Linked DNA regions of Homo sapiens: region 1 is linked to region 2. Evidence: chromatin contacts called from ENCODE Hi-C or POLR2A ChIA-PET data. All regions are on one chromosome and are shown on one strand. Each heading gives the region's core, a stretch centred on a gene start or an enhancer-like site at or near the end of the contact. The rest is flanking DNA. Distances are from core to core; before and after follow the strand shown. Region 1 has its middle 49 kb from the start of FRY-AS1. Region 2 has its middle 85 kb from the start of FRY-AS1.

The links. Hi-C counts contacts between places; a loop is a spot of excess contacts on that map. ChIA-PET counts read pairs that join two places held with the same protein, here RNA polymerase II (POLR2A). Pooled maps may share reads with other maps.
Region 1: a loop to region 2 is called in a map of MCF 10A, with 5 times the contacts of the local background. The contact joins two enhancer-like sites. A Hi-C loop is called at or near these places in 1 of 168 maps with a recorded cell type or tissue (MCF 10A) and 4 of 50 pooled maps. POLR2A ChIA-PET finds 5 or more read pairs at or near these places in 5 of 52 experiments (A673, MCF 10A, Panc1 and 2 more).

What each region holds. Positions count from the first base shown.
Region 1 is chr13:31,980,957-31,985,238 of GRCh38, reverse strand. No RefSeq gene overlaps it. Among named protein-coding and RNA genes, the nearest start is that of FRY-AS1, 49 kb to the left of the region's middle. Within about 2 kb of position 2,503, at least 4 of the 41 ENCODE cell types and tissues checked have a DNase peak (open chromatin) inside an H3K27ac peak, as active enhancers do.
Region 2 is chr13:31,944,064-31,948,332 of GRCh38, reverse strand. It overlaps the pseudogene EEF1DP3. Among named protein-coding and RNA genes, the nearest start is that of FRY-AS1, 85 kb to the left of the region's middle. RefSeq lists enhancers at 1,954-2,453, 2,454-2,955. Within about 2 kb of position 2,977, at least 16 of the 41 ENCODE cell types and tissues checked have a DNase peak (open chromatin) inside an H3K27ac peak, as active enhancers do.

The DNA.
Region 1 (4,282 bases), core at 1,254-3,753, 37 kb before region 2:
GTAAATACAGCTGTTCCAAGCAGGAGAAATTGGCCAAAACAAAGGGGTTACAGGGCCCATGCAAATCTGAAATCCAGTGGGGCAGTCAAAATCTAAAGCTCCAAAATGATCTCCTTTGACTCCATGTCTCACATCCAGGTCATGCTGATGCAAGAGGTAGGTTCTCATAGTCTTGGGCAGCTCTGCCCCTGTGGCTTTCCGGGGTATAGCCCCCCTCTTGGCTGCTTTCATGGGCTGGCACTGAGTGTCTGTGGCTTTTCCAGGTGCACAGGGCAAGCTATCAGTGGATCTACCATGCTGGGGTCTGGCCCTGTTCTCATAGCTCCACTAGGCAGTGCCACAGTCGGGACTCTGTGTGGGGGCTCCAACCCCACATTTCCCTTCTGCACTGTCCTAGCACAGGTTCCCCAGGAGGGCCCCACTCCAGCAGCAAACTTTTGCCTGGGCATCCAGATGTTTCCATACATCTTCTGAAATCTAGGTGGAGGTTCCCAAACCTCAATTCTTGACTTCTGTGCACCCGGAGGTTCAACACCACATGGAAGCTGCCAAGGTTTGGGGCTTGCACCCTCTGAAACCATGGGCCGAGCTGTACCTTGGCACCTTTTAGCAATGGCAGGAGCTGCTGGGACACAAGGCACAAAGTCCCTAGGCTGCACACAGCATGGGGACCCTGGGCCCAGCCCACAAAACCATTTTTTCCTCCTAGGCTTCCAGGTCTGTGATTGGAGGGGCTGCTGTGAAGACCTCTGGCATGCCCTGCGGACATTTTCCCCGTTGGCTTGGGGATTAACATGGCTCCTTGTTACTCATGCAAATTCCTGCAGCCAGCTTGAATTTCTCCCCAAAAAATAGGTATTTCTTTTCTTTTCTTTTTTTGAGACAGAGTTTGGCTCTGTTGCCCAGGCTGCACTGCAGTGGCACACTCTGGGCTCACTGCAACCTCCCACCTCCTGGGTTCAAGCGATTCTCCTGCCTCAGCCTCCCGAGTAGCTGGGACTATAGGCACCCGCCAGCACGCCAGGCTAATTTTTGTATTTTTCATAGAGATGGGGTTTTGCCATATTGCCCAGGCTTGTCTCGAACTCCTGGCCTCAGCTGATCCACCCACCTCGGCCTCTGAAAGTGTTGGGATTACAGGCGTGAGCCACCGCACCGGCTGGGTTTTTCTTTTCTACTGCATCATCAGGCTGCAAATTTTCTGAAATTTTGTGCTCTGTTTCCCTTTTAAAATAGAATGCTTTTAACAGCATCCAAGTCAACTCTTAAATGCTTTGCTGCTTAGAAATTTCTTCTGCCAGTACCCTAAATAATCTCTCTCAAGTTCAAAGTTCCACAAATCTCTAGGGCAGGGGCAAAATGCCACTAGTCTTTTGGCTAAAATGTAACAGGAGTCACCTTTGCTCCAATTCACAACAAGTTTCTCATTTCCATCTGAGACCAACTCAGCCTGGACCTTATTGTTCATATCACTATCAGCATTTTTGTCAAAGCCATTCAACAAGTTTTTAGGAGGTTGCAAACTTTCCCACATTTTCCTGTCTTCTTCTGAGCCCTCCAAACTGTTGCAACCTCTGCCTGATACCCAGTTCCAAAATTGCTTGCACATTTTTGGGTATATTTTCAGCAACGCCCTACTTTATTGGTACCAATTTACTGTATTAGTTCGTTTTCATGCTGCTGATAAAGACATACCCGAGACTGGGAAGAAAAAGAGGTGTAATTGGACTTACATTTCCACATGGCTGGGGAGGCCTCAGAATTATGGTGGGAGCGAAAGGCACTTCCTACGTGGTGGTGGCAAGAGAGAATGAGAAAGATGCAAAAGCAGAAACCCCTGATAAAACCAACAGATCTCGTGAGACTTATTCACTACAATGAGAACAGTATGGGGGAAACCACCCCCATGATTCAAATTATCTCCTATTGGGTCCCTCCCACAACACGTGGGAATTATGGGAGTACAATTCAAGATGAGATTTGGGTGGGGACACAGAGCCAAACCATATCACTATATATATTATATATATAATAACTATATATTATACACATAGTTATGTATACTACCACAAAATTTTATTTTCACTGGGGACAGGTGAAAGGACTTTCTTGTACATATTGAATAGTACAAATAAATGTTAGTATACCTGCTAATCTATAAGGTCTAAATTTTTGATATATCTATGGGAACTTTAAAAATCCAGAAAAACTTCTTTTCTTTCTTAAAAACAAAGGCTAGCTTTGGATATCAGAAAACTAAATACGAATTCCTTTTTATACTTTGTATTTCTGTTGCAATATACCTAACTGTCTAGAAACAAAAGCGCCCCTTGCAGAATAGGGAGAGATTGATCATAAGGAAATGCAAAAGAGAAAAGTACCTTAATAAAGACTGTTCTTACTTTTTATACAGGATGCAGATTGCTCCATTCTACTCTTCTACTTCCACATTAATGGAGTATCTGCTAAATGCCAGGCACTGGGCTTTGTGCCAGGGACACAAGATGTGGTTTGTGTCCTCAATGAGTCATAGTCTAGACCTGTACTATCCAGTATGGTAGCCACTACGTCCTACGTGGCTATCGAGCATGTGAGATGTACTGTGTAAAACACACATCAGATTTCAAAGACTAAGTATAAACAAAGAATGTAAACCATCTCATTAATCATTTTTATATTGACAACACGTTAAAATAATAGCATACTGGACATATTGGGTTAAATATATTAAAATTAATATTTCCCATTTTATTGTGGCTATTAGAAAATTTAAAATTATATGTGTGGTTCACATTATGTTCCTAATGGACAATGCTAGTCTGGGGATGAAAGACACATAAATAATGTGGTAAAGACAGTGACAGAGGTAGCTGTCATGGGAGCAGGAAGGGATTCCCATCTCAAACTATATAGGGAAGGGATGCGGGTGGGCGGTTGCTGGTATTAATTAACACTTCCTGGAAGGGTGACACATGAGCTTAGTCTGGAAGAATAACTAGGAGCTAGGTGAAGGGACTGGGACAAGGAAGGCATTGCAGATAGAGCAACATGTGTTGTATCTGTCACTCAGTATTTGGCATGTAACAAGTATGCAATATATGGAAGCTTTTACAGACACTGACAGGAGACACAGCATGGAGGATGAAGGGAACTTAAGCAGCTCTGGACCAGCAGTGGGGGATTTGGGGCTTTATCCTGTAGGTGGTAGACAGATGAAAGTTTTAAGAAGGGGAGTAAGATTTTCGCATCAGAGAACTCTGCCTGGCAAATGATGGAGCAAGAGGGACAAGGCTGGAGGCAGGTAGATGAGTTAAGTGGCTGTTGCAAAAGATCAGGTGAGAAATGATGAGGGCCTGAACCAGGTCAGTAGCAGTGGGGATCCAAGGAGGGCAGAGCGAAGGAATATTAAGGTCTGTGCAAAGCCCAGCATCTGGAACAAAGCTTGCACTTATAAATATCTACTGAATGGAGGAGGGAAGGATTCAGAACTGAGGTCGGAGTACTAAATTCCTCACAATATTTTGTGTCTTTCTTCTCCATCACTGAATCTTATTTTTAAATTACAACAAACATGAGTTAGAGGGAATAAAAGCCTAGTATAAATAAGAGACAGTAAAGGAATACCCTGGGACTCTGAGTTCAAGTCCTCATGACCCCCACAAAATCACAAATGAGCACCCTAAAAAAACTACAAATGTGATCACGAAAATGCTGCTATTAGTCTTGGAGGAATTATAACAAAGGGAAGCAGTGGTAAATTCCAAAGAAAGGTAAAAGGCATATCGTACAAACTGTAAAACTATAACATGAATTTTATTCTTTGTTCACATTCCAGGGCAAATTATAAAACAAGTAGTTTTTAAGAACTTTGAAAGGAAATCAACAATCATTAGCAACCAATAGTTATTCTTTATATCAACCTCCTTTCATATCCTGGTAGAATTACCAGATTAAAAGACAAAAAGAAAATGTAGTAAGGAATTTTATAAAAACCTTTTATTAAACTCCCATAATCTAGAAAAATATAGACTTCTTACTTAGAGGGATTCATAATCACATAAATGAGTGTCTATTATGTACCTTACACACAGACAGTTCTTGGCAAATATTTATCAAATGATTGAGTGAATGATTAACCATTACCAGTTTCCCCAGGCAGTTTGCTCCACATCCTATGTTCTAATAGCACTAAAGTTTATATATATATCACACATCACATTATAATTATTTTTATGTGTCTGTCACTCCCACTAGAACATCATAAAATTCTCCTGCCAGAGTC
Region 2 (4,269 bases), core at 1,728-4,227:
ACGTGCCACTGCGTAGCTAGAATGGGAATGGTTATCACAATCTGTGTGCATTTCTGTTTTCAGGTGGTACGCAGGCACTGTGGGAAAACTGATGGCCCAGTGGAGTTTCTAAATCATCCACTGTAAAAATCAGTCAGTTAGTGAAACCTGCCTGACTGAGGGTGGAGTCGTGGTTTACATAGCGGGGATTTAGAAATCAAGTAGCCAGTAAGTATTGCACGAAGTTTGGGCAGGTGACTCTGTAACTTGTCCACTGGAGACCCTAGTGGAGAGGTTGGGAGAGGGGTGGGAAACGCCCCTCTTCTGCTGCTGCCCCTAAGGAGAGTACTGGGCACAGAAAGAGCAGAAACAGGTGGTATAGTTGAGGGGTCACAGGGGTCAGTGAGGTAGCTTGGAGAACATACACAGGTAGTTAAGGACATAGTCTAGACTGGAACTCACCTCCCTGAAGTTGAGTGCTCTTTTCACAACTCCACCTTGTCAAATTAATTATGTCAACTCAAGATCTTAGAAAGGACAACTTATGTAAGATTCAAGCCAAGAGGCCTTCTCATAAGTTTGTGGCTGTAGCTACCAGCCAGGGCCAGATGACCTTATAGAACGAGAGGGCAAAGCAGGAATGCTGGCTGCAGGAGTGAGGCATTCCCCTGGATCCAGTTGTTTGGAAAGAAGAAGGCCATGAAGTATGGGGGTGGGGCTATGTCGGTGGTGGCAGAGAAGTGCAGGATGAATTATAAGGTACCTGAATCCAGACATAATTAACCAAAGAATAATGTTAAGAGAAGAAAAAGCAAAAGGTGAAGAACTGCTCTGCAAGAAGGTTCTGGAAGAAGGGCTAGTGAACCAATTCATCAGAAAGTACATCATACCATGTAGTTTTAGGAAACACAGCAGGCCTGAGCTCCTTGGTACCCTTAGGAGATCCAAGCGAACAGGCAGAAAGTGACTGTGCTCTGTGAAATACTTCAGGCACCCAAATGCTCCTCTTTCCAGCACTTTTCATACCATCCCCCTCTCCTTCCCCCTAACACACTCACACACTGACACCTTCTGGCCCACTCCAGGCTGAGTTTTGCTTCTTTTCTGCAGAAGAGTGTGACACTAGGGCAATATCACTGAACTGAAGAAATTTATTAAAATAGCTTCCTTAAGAAATGTAATTTTGAGTCCCACATCTCTAAATCATCTTTATCTTCTCGCTTTCCAAAAGCAGTATAAAGAGTCAGCTGTTTTGGGTAGTCCATATAATTTTTATGAAGTAAAACTCGACTAAATTATTTTTTGGCTTCCTACATTCATAGAGTTAGCCCTAAGTGTTGGGTTAACTCTATGAATACAGAAAACCAAAAAATAATTTAGTCTCATCTGTCCCCCATAAAGAAGGCTCCAATAAATCGATCAGCCATAACAAAAAGGCCACTTTCAGTTTTTCCTGGAAATCCCAAAGCAAATAGTATTGAAACCAAATTGGCTATATAATTCATATAATTTATACTCTCCAGTGATCACTTAGCTCAATTAAGGTTCGCAGTCACAGGTATCTCTGACAATCTACGTATCTATAATATGCACACATAAACATCTGGGGCAGACATCAGAGTCCCTTTATCAAGACTGAAATCCATGTCTCCTGTGCTCTAATATATTTCACCATCCACACTGTTCAGTTGAGCTTTTTACTACAAATGGTTTTAGGCTCTGATGCAAGACAGGAATTTGAAGCATGCATTGGAGTGTTTAATGGTGTTAATTTTTGGTGCACACAAACATCAACTTCACTCAACAATCCAATAATATTGCAAAAAAAAAAAATGCCAGAGAATGAAATACATCAATGGAATTCTTCAGGATTGCAAGCAAAGTAGTTCCACATTCCTGCTGATGCCAACAAATAATAAAATAGCTGCCTATTTACAGGTCCTTAAAGATGTTACAATCAATAAAGAAAATAAAACGAAGAAGATAGTGTGCTTTCAGATCAAACAATTATTCTTTTATATTCAGACATGTTTATTTACTTAAAGTCTTCGAATGTAACCCAAGTTAATTTTAAATGAACATCTGATTGTAACAAGGGAAATATAATCTGTGTGTGTGTGTGTGTGTTTGGTTTTGTTTCAATTGGATGGTATAAATGTAAACAATTCCTACCTGGAAATATGGATGGTCTCTTCTTCGGGTGCCTCAGGTGAATGGGATCCAAGTTCTTAATGTTTCTTTGAAGTCTTCCTCTAATGTCATTTCCTATGAGTAGTTCAGGTGGCAGGCTACTCCTTCTTGATGATTTATAATCATTTTGAGATGAATTTAGTTTGTTCTTCGTTCTGGAATATAAATTGCTGTCATCAACTGCCATTGTGGGGGATACATTAGCGACTCTGAACAAAAATCCAGAAAGCCAAACCCAGCGGCAGCCACCGTCACAGCCACCGTTGCAGCCACCGCCGCCGCCCCAGACTCTGATGTTCTCATGCTTTACCCTGCACTTGTTTGGGAAGCTTAACAAGTTGATAGGCGTGGACTTTAACAGGTGTAGAATTACTAAGTAGCCCCTCCTTTCTACAGTTAATAGCACAGGGGAGGAGAGATAAAAAAAAAAAACCATCAGTTGGCAGAAGACTGGGGAATTTGAACAGATGTGACTCAGAGTGGATGGTAACAAAAGTGGTGTAATGGTTGCTGCATGAAATTTCAGCTTCATGGGTGCAACACCATAAAGCAAACACAGTTCACTATTCAAGAATAGATGCCTACGTAAATTACAAGTCTAATTTTTTGTATAATTTCCCAAACTCTTACGGATTTTAAACAGTTTTGGGGAAGCATTTTTACATTCCCTCATACCTTTAAGTTTCAAGCTATACACATAACACAGAACGAACATCCTTCTTTAGTCAGTGTCTTATTTGGCTGGCCGCCAACTGGAAGTTGGCTGGAAGAGGGAGATGAGAGATGACTGGTGATGACCAGGAAGGAACTGGTTGTGGGCGTGTGTCAGGCAGCAGTGCTGGGAACCCGCTGTTGCTTGCCACCCACCCCTTCCATCCTGTGCTCCAGCTGGCAGATAGCTTCTCCAGAAGTTCCTACTGCCTGGCAGTGGAGTCAGAGGTCTAGAAAACAAGCCTTAGCCATAGAAGTAATGACAGGCCTCCACTCACAAATAAAAAGTCAACGTTATTATCCTTGCGGGGATTCTGCCTAGCTTTAAACTAAAATGGTCAATGGGTTTGGTGGTCTAAGAAAAACCAGCATTTCTTCACTCAAGATTCCTGCTTGTCCTATCATCCAGCTTCTTTCTCTCTCTCTCTCTCTCCTGGATTTTGCATTTTTATGTCCTTTGCTCCCTTCCCTCTTGCTCTATGTATGTGGAAATGTTCTGCACTTTCTTCCTTAACTGACTGTGCAGAAATCATCACTCTATAATTCATCTTCCCCAGCCATGCTGTGCTCCAGCTGGCAGATAGCTTCTATGGCCATGCTATGCCCATGTCCATCAGCAATCTCTCTCTGTCACATACACACAACACCCCTTTTGTGTTCTGTCTGGTTGCAATGTGAGATGAGATTTGCCTTTTCCCTTCCCAGTGCCTGGAATCAATAGATACATAACATTATAAGGGATTTAGGGGTCATTTCAGAAATCACTGTTTATTTTGGTTTCCTAGATGCTAAATACGTTTTAATATTTGTTGATATTTAGGAGCTGGTTCTGTTTACCAACTTGAGAATATACTTCCACACTAATACAAGTTTTGTTCTCTTTATGCCCTTTCAGCAACAGGTCTCCAAACCACAACAGATTTTCTGGAGAGAAAAGCATTTTTCCTTACAAGTATGCCCAATTGAGAGTTACCATTATAATCTAGCAATCATAACTATAATTATAATCCAGCAATCATATTTATGTATTAGATTATTAAGTTATTTCACCAGTTCTGAGAATCATCTGCACCACTTCCCTCCCAGGACCTAGAATAACTTTGTCAAGCTGAAATGTACCATGAACTTCAAAACAATGAGTGACTTGTATGAAACCATTTCTAAAAGCCCATGAGACTGCCTGAATCTCCCTCACCCTAATGATAATACATTTTTTCTAGTAAGGAAATATAAAGTAAAAGCATTTTTTAAAGTTTGAGATAATGATATAATAGGAGGAAAAAACATACATTCCTACAACCCAAACTTCAAGAACAGTGTTTAATTTTCAAATATAAAGCAAGATAGAATCCTAGGCACAAAAGATTGGGTGCTAACTGGGAGAAATTC